Regions from separate parts of the Homo sapiens genome. Here all the other regions are linked to region 2. Evidence: chromatin contacts called from ENCODE Hi-C or POLR2A ChIA-PET data. All regions are on one chromosome and are shown on one strand. Each heading gives the region's core, a stretch centred on a gene start or an enhancer-like site at or near the end of the contact. The rest is flanking DNA. Distances are from core to core; before and after follow the strand shown.

Evidence for each region. Hi-C counts contacts between places; a loop is a spot of excess contacts on that map. ChIA-PET counts read pairs that join two places held with the same protein, here RNA polymerase II (POLR2A). Pooled maps may share reads with other maps.
Region 1: a map of OCI-LY7 shows a loop between it and region 2 (8-fold over the local background). The contact joins the enhancer-like site here to the promoter of PRDM15 in region 2. A Hi-C loop is called at or near these places in 9 of 168 maps with a recorded cell type or tissue (B cell, GM12878, HCT116 and 6 more), 31 of 37 single-sample maps with no recorded cell type and 18 of 50 pooled maps. POLR2A ChIA-PET finds 5 or more read pairs at or near these places in 2 of 52 experiments (GM12878 and OCI-LY7).
Region 3: a map of OCI-LY7 shows a loop between it and region 2 (4-fold over the local background). The contact joins the enhancer-like site here to the promoter of PRDM15 in region 2. A Hi-C loop is called at or near these places in 4 of 168 maps with a recorded cell type or tissue (B cell, OCI-LY7, pancreas and 1 more), 32 of 37 single-sample maps with no recorded cell type and 8 of 50 pooled maps. POLR2A ChIA-PET finds 5 or more read pairs at or near these places in 5 of 52 experiments (GM10248, OCI-LY7, activated B cell and 2 more).

The regions. Positions count from the first base shown.
Region 1 is chr21:41,815,440-41,819,473 of GRCh38, reverse strand. It overlaps PRDM15 (PR/SET domain 15), which reads left to right. Exons shown (of 24, transcript NM_001040424.3): 19 at 3,638-3,769. Among named protein-coding and RNA genes, the nearest start is that of RIPK4, 50 kb to the right of the region's middle. RefSeq lists an enhancer at 2,569-2,618. Within about 2 kb of position 2,758, at least 7 of the 41 ENCODE cell types and tissues checked have a DNase peak (open chromatin) inside an H3K27ac peak, as active enhancers do; they include OCI-LY7 and adrenal gland, where a contact is called at or near this core.
Region 2 is chr21:41,877,800-41,881,980 of GRCh38, reverse strand. PRDM15 (PR/SET domain 15) reads left to right here and starts at 2,637. Exons shown (of 24, transcript NM_001040424.3): 1 at 2,637-2,711. RefSeq lists a silencer at 2,514-2,563 and enhancers at 2,714-2,763, 3,764-3,813.
Region 3 is chr21:41,831,117-41,835,342 of GRCh38, reverse strand. All of the region lies in intron 11 of PRDM15 (PR/SET domain 15), which reads left to right. Among named protein-coding and RNA genes, the nearest start is that of PRDM15, 46 kb to the left of the region's middle. RefSeq lists enhancers at 895-1,014, 1,795-1,864. Within about 2 kb of position 1,741, at least 5 of the 41 ENCODE cell types and tissues checked have a DNase peak (open chromatin) inside an H3K27ac peak, as active enhancers do; they include B cell and OCI-LY7, where a contact is called at or near this core.

The sequences.
Region 1 (4,034 bases), core at 1,509-4,008, 63 kb after region 2:
GCGGGGGCGGGGGCCGGGGCCACGGGCCGAGTGTGGGAAAGGTGGGTACAGGCGCCAGGGCCACGGGCCAGGCTCAGCCAGGCCGCTCAGCTGCTGCAGGGCGCTGGGAGGGGATGTGAGCGAGAACTGGGAGTGTGGGAAAGGTGGGTGTGGGTGCTGGGGGCCACGGGCCAGGCTCAGCCAGGCCGCCCAGCTGCAGGGCTCTGGAAGGGGATGTGACCAAGGTATCTACCATAGTGCGAGAGGCATTGCCAGAGTGTGGCCCTGGAAGCCCATAGGCTTCAGTCGCTTACTTAAGGAAAGAAGGACTCGAGGCAGCATTTAAATCAGGAATCTGCAAGAAAAATCAAGTAGTCCAGAAAGCAGAAAGATGTGATAAATTTAAAGGCACAAACAAATCGTTTTAAAAGTAGGAAAATAATGCAGGATCTAATTGTTTAAAGTATAGAATGATTCCCAAAGCCACCACGGGGTCTGACAGTAGATGCAAAACCCTCAGCGTATTCACTACGCAGACTAGAATCGGCTGCGTGGTGAGAGAGAAACTCACCACGGCCGAGGAATCTTCATTGTAACGACAGAACATTCATTAATAACAAACCTAGTAATAAGATGTCTCAACTTAGTAAGCAAAATACAAAGATAATTCCAGTACACATCATAATTTTAACCCATTCCTGTTTTTATTTTTTTTTTAAAACAACTTCCTAAAAGTTTTGGAGCAGCAGGTTTGTCTTGGGCTGTTTCAAGCGACCCTGCTCATGCTGTCCCGGTGACAGTGTGTTGGAAACACAGGAGCTGCATGAACTGCACTCGCCGGGTGACCCCTATGAGCACCCGTAGAATAACGCTGCGTGTCAAAGCCTAAAAGAACTGCCTGCAGAAAAGGCCAGAAAGGGGGTCTTTCCTTTCCCCACTTCCTGGCCCTCTGTTCCTCACCTCAGAGGCCAGCACAGGCTCTTGCCCCTCCTCCAGGGTAACTTTGCGCAAGGACGGCACATGGGTGGTTATTAAAAAAGCAGCGCATGCACCTCGCCAAGACATATTTTTTAAACAATACAAACAGGTCTGGAAGGTGGCATAGTTACTCTCCCCTCAAACCCCAGCCGGTCCTCGCAGAGCCACTGCGGTGGTTTCTCTGAACGGAATGTCAGTAGCAATGTCTGCCTGCCTTAGCGGGACAGGTGGTTTCTCTGAACAGAATGTCGGTAGCAGTGTCTGCCTGCCTTAGCGGGACAGGCTGGCTTGCTCTTTATCCGCGTCTGCCTTAAGCTCCCAGCCCCTTTCACCACCTGCTCCTCCCCTTTCCTCCCCAATGCCCCCAAGAAGTAAAATGTTTAAGACAGTGTGGTGAGCCTGGCTGGAGGGGTCCTGAGTAGCGCGTAGAGACAGGAGGGGCAGGGGTGGGGGCTTATTCAGGGCCGGGCCTCTTAGGCAGGCAGAGAGGAGCCACACCTGGGTCCCCTGCAGGTCCCCAAATGCCACCAGATGCCCTGGGAGGCAAGGGGTGTGGGGTAAAGCCACATTTTATAATGTTGTAGACATTTTAGTGTTTGAAATGTATTAATTATTTAGTTGCATCGTTTTTTAAAATGAATTCTGAATAGCTGAAATAAAATGCTGGCATTAATACATCAGTTGCCAGATTTATTTTACAGAATACCAAATTCCAGTATTGTCATCGTGCTATCACGCAACAGTTGCTAGTACATACCAGCGCATGCTTGTGCTCATTTGTTTTTTTGATACTTTGCTATTTTTTTTTTACTTGAAAATACGTCTTGGAGATCTTTTTATATCGGAACATGTAAATATTGCCTGGTTTTATCTTTCAAGCCCTTCGTACGATTCATATAACCAGACCCTTTATTTTATAAAGTTTCTGGTTGTTTTGTTATAGTCATTTATTATTACAGTGTTGCAAGAAACACTGTTGCATATTATTACTTTACATTTTTTTCCAGAAATTCTAGCCCTGACCAGGGAATTAGTCAGTGTCAGGGACCAAGTGGGAGGCTGTTAGTAGTCGTGAGAGCCTGTCACCAGCAGGTGGAGGCAGGGGCCCAGCCAGTAGGTTTTCTGTGTGTGTGGAGGAAAACGTCTTGTTCAGAATCACATCATGGGCCTTGAACTACTCAGGAATGATCTACAAGAACTTACTGTGGCCAGTAAGAATATGACACCAGGTATTGAAAGCTATAAAAAAGGCATCCCCTGTTCGGGATTAGAAATTATAAGTATTTAAAAAACATCAGTTTTCCCCACGGTAATTTGTAAATGGATTGACTCACAATCCCAGTAGAGCAAGCTTTAAAATTTCCTCTGTCTGGCAGTTGTGTTTATTTTGAAACTGTTGGCAGATTTTCTTTGTTAAATGGAAGAAAAAACATTACTGTCACCAATGCTGGCTGTGGTGGGGAGGTCAGAATGTGGAGATGCCATCTCTTCTGTATTTTCTGGGTTTTCTGTGACTGTGTATTAGTTTTGAAATTTGGAATATGTTCATTTTAGAAGCAGGAAGAGGGAAGTGCTGGGGTCTGGGCGTGTCAGCAGTGACCGGCACTCTTTTTTTTTTTTTTAATCAAAAGGATTGACAGTAACTTTTTCAGGTGGAATCACTCTTCGGTCATTGGTAATAGGCCTGCAGGTGCCGTCCCCACCCGAGGCCAGGAGTTGTGCAGCTGTGTGTGCAGGCAGCGGGCTTCATCGTGGGGCCTTTGCTCCCCCTGCTGGCCCAGCCGCGCAGTTTTCTCGTAGCCAGGGAGGTCTTCTGGCCCGGCCTTTAGAATTCTGGCAGGAGCTGGTGGATGGTCACCCCTGCATCTGGTGAGGGTGGAATCACAGGGGAACCGTTGACCAGCTTACTACAGAGCTGTGTTCAGGCTCAGTAGTTCTTCCCCAAATGTGGAGGGAACACGGTGGCCTGGGAGTGCAGGCTGCCCACCGCCCTGGGCAGGCACAGTGAAGGCGCCTCTTCGGGGCTGGGGAGGCTGCCTTTGGGCTGGGTCGCCCTGTTCCCTGGTGCGTGTCAGCCTCACGGTCAGGTGTACCAAGCCGCACATGCCTGTGCCCCCTGCGGAGGGCCTTGTACAGTGCTGTCCCTGCCAGCGCACCACAACCTCTGACTCAGCCCCTATGCCAGGGCCACCCTCTCTCCACTGGCTGTGTGAGTGAGGCTTTGGAGTATTTCAGCTTCTTAAGATTGGCTTCTTAAATTACAGGTAGATTGAAACCATCTCGCGTCCGAATCCCAATCACCACTCATATTGTCAAGGTTGAAGGGAACCTTTAGTCATGCTTGTATTAATCTATCTCTCACCGAATTCTCCCGCCGGGTTGCCATGGGCACGCAGGGAAGTTTACCCACCGCCCCGGCGTTGCTCGCGTGGTCAGGGCTCGGCCAGGCCCTGGCAGGAGTGAGTGAACCTGATGTTGCAGTCAGTCCCTCCCGGCCTCTGGGCACAGTCACTTCCCAGGTCTCACCGCTGGTGGACTGACCGGGATCCTCGGGGGCCGGCCCACACCCTCACCAGTACCGCACGGGCCGCTGCCTGTGCCTGCCCCAGGGTCTCGGGCATGGGCCCCCAGGTGGGCTGCGTGGGGGTGTGGCCGCCTCTGACTCGCTGTGTCCTTGAAGGCATGAAGACCAAGCACGCGCTGCGCCACCACATGAAGCTGCACAAGGGCATCAAGGAGTACGAGTGCAAGGAGTGCCACCGCAGGTTCGCGCAGAAGGTCAACATGCTCAAGCACTGCAAGCGGCACACGGGTGAGTCCGAGGCCCGGGCCGCGCCAGCCACGGCGCTCACTGTGTAGGGAAGCCAGGTGGGCCGTGGGAGAAGAGAGAGCCGCCTTGAGACGATTCCTCTTTGTGATTCCCACTGAGTGCCGGGTTCCCCAAGAGAGCTTCCTGGGGCCGGGGTGAGCAGCTGCATATCTCAAAAGGTCCCCCTCCCACAGGGGCCTCGTCACCGGAGAGCATGCTGCACAGCTCACTTCCGGCATTGGGAGACTGGTCAGTCTTTAAATGTTCC
Region 2 (4,181 bases), core at 1,388-3,887:
GCCCAGGAGACGTGCTAATTGGAAAAGTACTGATCTAAGGCGGGCGGGCGGGCGGTCCACAGGGCTGCGGGCATAGCCCTCAGTGATTAATTACATCTTAATCCCATCTAGTATCTTTCAGGAAGAATTAAGTGTTCACAAGGAAATTCACTGATAGCCATGGAAGCTCTTGTCTGTTGTTTTTTAAATTTTCAACTCATTTATTTTTAATTTCAAACCTACGGAACAACCCATATAGCCTTCACCTAGATTCACCAGTTTTGCCACATCTGCTCTCTCTCGGTCTCTGTCACGTTTGCAGATATCACAATATTTCACCCTAAATCCTTCAGAACAATTTGGTGAGAACAATGAATGGCACGGGCTACCATACTTTCAATACAATGATCACCCTTGGGAAATTTAACATTGATCCAATACTATTATCCGGTATCACTGTTCACGTTCAGATTTTCCATTTTCCTCAATAACAACCTTTATAGTTGTTTTTTCTTTCTTTCTGCCCATTTTTCAAAGTTGTATATTGCATTAATTGTTAATAATGAAAATTTGACACTTTAAGATAAAACTTTTTTTTTTCTTTTAACATTTTGGAGATGAATCTGCCTTAAGAGGTATTATTTCTAGATTGTTCTGAAGGATTATAGTGGACACATTGACAATCCTCTTGAAGACGAGATATGACGATTATTGTGTAAGTGAATTCCAGCCGTGGGCTGTATGTAGTAATAGGAGAAATGGCCTGGGGGAGGTTGAAGTCTTTGGTTTACTTTCAGTTATTCGCACTTGCTGTGGACCTGTCACTTTTTTAGTGTAAACAACCTTTTATTCACATATGCCGAGGACTGTTTCATGTCCTGAGGCCCACAGAACCAGTCATCTGGCCATTTTGGAACTGTGAGTGATGTCACTGGAGGTGCGTGTATAGAGGGAATGTCCATTAGCTGTAGTGGTGGTGGTGGGAGTGGGGTTGGGCGGAGACCTGAATACAGAGAAGGTTGTGGAAAACCTGGGAAGTGTTTGAAGATAGAGTACAGAAGGCCTTGGGAACAGGCTTCAGGGACAGGAGGCTGGAGGGAGGCATGAAGTCGCAGGTGGGGACAAGCAGGGAGACAGTGGACGCCGGGGATGCTCCAGAAAGGTCTGGGGGGCCATGGGATGGCCTACTATAGTGCAACATGGAAGCCACTGTAGAATGCTGGGCCAGGCAGAGAAACCAGCCTTCACAGATCAACACTTGCCTAATCTGTCTCCGGCTGCCCGGCGTTGCAGCCTATGGATGTGCCCAGGTGCATCCAACACTTCCCATGGGATGGCACGTAGTATGTAAGCAAATGTGATGATCACATATGCCATTCATACAAGCGAGTCCGTCTCTGGCACCATTCCTGCATGTGGGTCAAAGGCTATGTGCATTTAGAATTTTTATGGATATCCACAAATATCTGAATGGAAACTACGCTAATTTATTCTCCTACCCGTAAAGGAGCTTGTTTCTCTAGTTTCTTCAAAATTATGCTATTAAAACTTTTTTTTGTTTGTTTTTGTTTGAGACAGGGTCTCACTCTGTTGCCCAGGCTGGAGTGCAGTGACACGATCACAGCTCACTGCAGCCTCAAACTGTGGGACTCAAGTGACCCTCCTGCCTCAGCCTCCTGAGTAGCTGAGACTACGGGCACGTGCCACCGAGCCCAGCTAAGTTTTTTAGAGACAAGGTCTGGCTATGTTGCCCAGGTTGTATTAAACGTTTTAAAAAATCTTTGCTAATCTAATAAAAATGATCCCACTGCGACTTTTTTTCTCTTATTGCAGCGTAGTTGAATAGCTTCTCATATGCTTAAGAACCATTGAATTTCCTACGAACTGTCCATCCACACACTTTGCTCATTTTTCTATATACATATATATTTTTATTGGTTCACAAGAGTTTCACGTACATGAGGGAAACGAGCCCTTTTGTGGCATCAATTTAAAATCATTTTCCCCGGTTCATCACTTCTCTTTATGAATGTAGGTTTTTGCCAGGCAGCAATGAACAAGACAGTCGGCCTCTCTGAATATGGGCGGCCAGGACTAAGGTGAAAAGTCTGTCCCTTCTCCGTCTCACGTTTTGTGATGGCACACACACTTGGTGGAGGGGGTCAAGAGAGGCCACACAGGCCCCCGGGGAAGAATGGAGAGCCAGGTCCGCGGCTGGCCCGGTGCTCACCGGTAGCGTGGCGGAGCCCGCCAGGCCAGACTCCCCTCGCGGGCACAGAGCTCGTGTCCCAGGGCCCCGCCGGCCAAATCCAGAGGTCACCGTGAGTGGGGGCAAGTCCCAGGCCTGTTCTAGAGAAAAACTCGACCCACCCACCGCCACCACTCCCCAACTCCGCAAGAAACGCGTCCGAGGAGAGGTGGAGAGGGAGCTGCCCGCGCGCGTGGGCGGCAGGGCCGTGCCACGTGGGAGGGGGGCCGCGCGCGGAATTCCCTCCGGCCAGACCCGCCCCGCGCGCGCCCGCTGCCCCGTCCACGCCGCCCGCGCCCCGCAGTCCCACCCGCAGGACCCCCGGCCGCGCCAGGGTCTCGCCTGCGCCCCCCGCGCCCGCCCGCGGACTACAAGTCCCGCCATGCCCCGCCGCCGCCCCCCGGCTTCCGGTGCTGCGCAGTTTCCGGAGCGGATCGCAACCCGGAGTCCGGATCCGATCCCGCTCTGCACATTCCAAAGGCAGGTAAAGCTCCGGGCCCTGCGCCCGCCGCCCGCCCCGGCGTGCGCCCCGCCGGCCCCGGGCCGCACCCGCTGCCCCCGCGAGCCCCGGCGCGCCCTGGGCCCGCTGCCCCCCGCCCCCCGCGCCCGGCAGCCGCGCGCCGCCCCGGTCCAGCCGCCATGCCGACTGTTCTTTGTTACATTCGCCGGCTGCGGGCACCGTTGGCGATCGGAGTCAAAACCCGGCTGGATTTCCCGGAGCCGCTCCGGGATCGCCCTGCGCGCCGCCCGCCCGCCGGGTCCCGCCGCCGCGGGCGCTCCTGGCCGGGCTCCGCGCCCCCGTCCCCTGCCTCGCGCCCCCCGCCCGCCCGCGGCCAGGCCCAGCGCGGGGCCGCGGGGCTGCCGGGCCGCGCTCGCCCGTGGGCGCGGCGCAGGGTCTTCGCCGCCCCGGCCCGCGGCCCCGCGGCCCCCGCCGCCGGGCGGCGTCGTCGCCGAGGCCCCAGGGGATGTCGTTATCCCCCGCCCTCGGGTACAGCCCATGCGGGTCGCACGGGGGGGTCCCTGGACCCCCAACCCCGCGTTTAGAGAAGCTGAGTCCTGGTGATGGGGTCTCCCAGACCCCCTGCGCCTTATTTTCGTAAGCCTTTTGGTGGCAGAGAGAAGGTAGCGAGGTGGATGGACAGGTGACGCGTGCCTACCCGGGGTGGGTGGCCGTTCGGGGACGGGGCGTGCCCGGCCGCTCAGGTGAGGCCCGCCTCGCGTGGACAGGTGGGGACGGGGGCCACGCGCAGCGTCCTGCTAGAGGGGAGGTGTTCACGCAGGGGTTAGCCTTGAGAAAATAGAAATGAAAACTCATGGAAATAAACACTCCTATCTGGTGGTTAGAGTTATCACCCATTTACCTTTCTTAACCCCCTAATGTAGTGGATGGTTTTTTCCCCCACAAATGCTCAGAAATTGCCCCTCACCCCCAAGTCCCCAAAGGGAGTTTAAAACGGTAGAAACAAGTGTGTGATCAGAGACACGTGGACCTGTGTGTGTATTTAAAGCTACCAACACTCGTTTTAAAAAAACCACATTGGCTTAAGCCAGACTCAAGTGAATTTGGAGAACCTAGCTTGGTTCCTGAAGGGTGGTGACATGTGAAGGAGCCACTGGCTTTGTGATGTACCTTAAAAGGTAGCAGTGACAGTTCTCCTTGGAGAATGCAATGATGTCAACACTCGATAAGGGTGGTGATCCCACCCCGGTGCACACACCACTACCGTATTTTGTTTCAAGCTCGGACATTTTCACGTGTTCCACGTTTTCACTGCTTCACTCCTTCCCCAGATTTCCTGACATCGCTGCCTCACGGTGAACGATTAAGAAATAGTAGCTCTATAATTTAGACTTTCAAGAGCAAAAACACCATTTTTTTTATAGTTTGTTTTTCTTCTATCTGTGATTCATACTTTTTGCCGCAAAGTAGCCAGCAAAGAACAAGCTAAATGTT
Region 3 (4,226 bases), core at 492-2,991, 46 kb after region 2:
TGTTTTCATGAATAGACAGCCTCACTTTTAACATTTCCCTCTGTCCATTTTGCTTCAAAGCAGTTGTTACCCTAAAGATACACAGATGGAAACTTTCCAGTAAAAAGGGATTGATTTTCTTCCTGCATTTGTCAGCCGAGCTGCGTATGGCCCCACACTGAGAGCATTGTAAAGCCGGGGTCCGTTCTGGCTAAAAACAGGGAGCAGCAGTGTCCAATGTTTTCTAGGGCCGTCTGAGGAAGAAAGGAAAAGATCAGGATAATGGCTGGAGGAGTGTGAGCGCTCCTCGCTTGCTTGCAAAGGTTGTTCCTAACCGCGAGCCCTCCTCCATCCACATCTCCTGCGGCGTCCAGGGTGGAACGGGGTTGCCCCTGCACGCATTCTTTTTGTTCTGAGCCTGCTTGTGTGCACCAGCTTCCAAAAATAAAGCATTTTCCTTGTGTGAGGCCTGAAGCCGGGTGTGCCTGGACCAGCCTGTAGTGGAGAGGTGGCCTCTTCGGGCCTGGGGGGCGTCTGAGGCCCCTGTCTCTCTGGCCGAATTTGCTGCTGGCAAGTAAACAGACCAAAGGAAAGCCAAGGCCGTCCTGCCGGCTGCGCTTCTCCACGTGGCCCGAGGACGCCCCTGTATTCTGCAGTGATGACGTGCACCCTCTGGGATGTGGGAGTCACACCTTCCCCATTCCCAGTGGTGGGTGGCACTGGAGGCCCAAGCAGTGGGGGTCCCCAGCGGGGCACAGAGGGGTGAGTCACTGTTGCCTTTGTGTCCCCCTCTCTCTAGGACTCATAGCACACCCTGGAGAGGGGGGGCCCGGCGGCAGTCGGCTTAGAGACCTACCAGGTTAGCCTTCGACGCCCACCCCGTCCTTGTCCGCCTGCTCTGTGTCTGTCACTTGCATCTCTGTGTTGTTCTTGTTAAGGTGCCACCCGCCCCTGTGTTGAGAACAGGGCACCTGCAGCAGCGGACTCCCAGGGGCTCTGACCAGGGCTGTCGCACATGGGCCATGTGAGAGGCCCTGCTCCCTTGCCGTAGCTGCTGGGCGCGGGGGGCCCTTGGTGGGGTTGGCTAGTTCTACTCTGAGGGCTCCTATTTGAAACCAGGGTTTGGTTCTTCCTCCCTGATGCCTTCTTCCTGGGGTTGGACTGTTCTGAGGGGCAGGAATGAGTCATGTTTTGCCTAAGCTTTAGCAGCTCTGAAGGATCCATGTCTGGCATGAGGTGGCCTCCAGAAGCTTCTGGATGAATTTCCAGTGTGCCGCACCTCCTGCATTTTAAGCCCTCCTATCACAAGAATTCCCAAGAAACCTGGGGCACAGTCCCCTGAAGACTTCCACTTAACGCAGCCCCGGCCAGACAGATGAACCTTCATCTTGTTTGCGAACCTCCCCTTGGGGTCCCCGCAGTCCTGCAGGAGTGTAGCAGGCGAGGGTTTCGGGGTTCCCAAGAGTGATGCTACCAGCTAAGGCGCTCTGGTGAGGCAGACTCAAGGTTGAGGAAGAGGCATTGCCCTCTGATATTTTCAACTATTTCTCTGGACCCAAATAAAACAAAGTACTAGAAGCGGCTAAGGCAGCAGCAGCTTCCTGTCAGCCAGAGGTGCTGTTAGGCCAGGTGCTGGCCTTTGTTAGTCACCTAGAACCCGCAGAGCGCCAGGGACCTGCATCGCACCACCTCTTCCCCTGAGATGTTCTAGTTTCAAAGGTTACCCGTTTTAGACTGAACAGAAAGGATAAAAACCTTGAAATGGAGCTTGTTTGCATAATATATGATTTGCATGCTCTTATACTTATTTATAGTATTGAAGTTAAGAGAATGTGTATCTTCCTTAGACAATTAAACCAAGAATTTGTACCAAGAATTAAACCAAGAATGTGGGAGTCACGCCTTCCCCATTCCCAGTGGTGGGTGGCACTGGAGGCCCAAGCAGTGGGGGTCCCCAGCGGGGCACAGAGGGATGGGTCACTGTTGCCTTTGTGTCACCCTCTCTCGAGGACTCATAGCACACCCTGGAGAGGGGTGTGGGGGGCAGTTTTAAAATGTTACAGTCTTGTGGGTTTTTCTGAAGCTCCCTCCATGGGACCTGTTGTGGTGCCTGTCCCTTGTGGTGTGACCAGGTGCTGGTGTAACTCATCTTCGTGTTCCTTGTGCTGTGTCTGACCATAAGTACTGTGCTACGGAATAGCAAAGGCTCACGTCCAGGCCCTCAGGCAAAATGCGGCCCACCAGCCTCCCCCAATAATCCCCTCTCCATCCCCAGGTGCCCTGCACCCCTCTCCCTTCGTCAGACCCCAGTAGGCAGCTGTTCTCAGTGGCTCATTTATTCAGACATAAACCTAGATCCCCTCGGCGCAGGGTTATTGGAGGGAGAAGCATTGTTGGGACCCAGTGCCCCTGTGGGTTCCTGAACTGGCAGTGAGTGGGTGGCTGCGGGAGAAGCCACCCTCGGCTTGGCAGAGTTGTCCGGGACAGCTGGGGAGTGGCCTGAAGTAGGTTCTCTTTCCATGGTCACGAGGGGCTTGTGAGGGAGAAAGCTGAAGCTCTTGGCAGCACCATTGCCTTCCACGGGGCGGCAGGACTAGTGGAGCCACCTGCCCAGGAGGGGGTGCTCATGGGTGCTGATTTGCACCTGCCTGGGAGGGGGGCTCACTTGTATTGGTTGGTACCTGCCTGGGAAGGAGGCTCACCTGTGCTCTTTAGCACCTGCCCGGGAGGGAGGCTCACCTGTGCTCTTTAGTGCCTGGCTGGGAGGGAGGCTCACCTATGCTGTTCAGGAGGCCCAGGTTGAGGGGAGTGTGGCAATCCAATGCCACAGCACTGTAAAGGTGTGGCCTATGGTGATCCGTTGCCACAGCACTGTAAAGGTGTGGCCTGTGGTGATCTGATGCCACAGTGCTGTAAGGTGTGGCCTGTGGTGATCCGATGCCACAGCGCTGTAAGGTGTGGCCTCTGGTGATCTGATGCCACAGTGCTGTAAAGGTGTGGCCTGTGGTGATCCGATGCCACAGTGCTGTAAGGTGTGGCCTGTGGCAATCTGATGCCACAGCGCTGTAAGGTGTGGCCTTTCACAAAGCGCTTGGCTCTAGTGGTCCCATTCCTAAGAATTCATGATAAAGAGATTTGACAGAAGAAAAAAATCTGCATTACTAAAGATTCCATCACTAAATTATCTACAGTGTCAAAAATAGCAAAGTGAGTTTTGAGAAGTGAGCTGGATGGAATATCACGTAGCCATTAAAGTGATCATGAAAACGTCCAGCACTGTAAACACGCACGCCTCAGACGCAGTGTGTGAAGGACACATACCATGCGGTCGTGTGGATCCGGACAGAGCCCATCAAATCTTAAGCCAAAACGAAACTGAGGGCAGTGGCTGTATGGATAATGTTTCACTTTATAGAAGGAAGGCAAGCAGTATGTTAGGCTGGGACTCAGCGTAGCATCTGTCACGGTGCTCCTCTTATGGCCCAGGTGAGGCTGGCTCTGGGCTGAGGTCACGCTGCAGGTGGGGTGGGATGTGGGCAGAGAAGCCTCGCACAGGGCCACCTCTACTGTGTTCAGCCCTGGCAGAGGCCACCTCCCACTGTCCTGCCGTGGTTGGAGCTGTGGGAGGGGACTGTCCCCTCCCAGCGCTTCCCCTGTCCTGAGGGTGGCACCCATGGGGCATAGATTTCCCCACTGCTGTCTCCTGTCTTCGCTGTCGGCCATGCCTTGTCCATTCCCAGCTGGGAGGAGTTGAGAGCGCCTGGCTCTCCCGGGGGAGGTTGTCTGCTTCCCTCACCCCCAACCTGGGCTGCACATTGGGATCACCTGAGTGAGGCCAGACACATGCGGAGGCCCAAGGCCCACCCCAGAGAGTCTCATTTTGTGAGCCCTGGCCAGTGAATCTCTACCTGGCGGGGGTGGAGAGTGGAGGGCGTTTGCCCCAAGGGACGCTGTCGGCAATGTCTGCAGACACCTTGGTGGGGAGGGGTGCTCCTGGCACCTACTGGGTGGAAGCCCGGTATCTGCTCAGCATCCCACGGTGCACAGGGTGGCCCACAACAAAGGATCTGGCCCAAAACGCTGAGGCAGGGAAACCCTAGACAGGGGGACCCTGAGACACTCTGTGGCGGCTCCCTCGGGCAGCAGAGAGGGACAGGCGCAGGGCGGCTGCTTTGCACAAATGGCAGCTTTCAGTGCAGTTTTGGGGATTTGTATATTTGGCAAACACTGAGCCTGGGAGCTGGTCC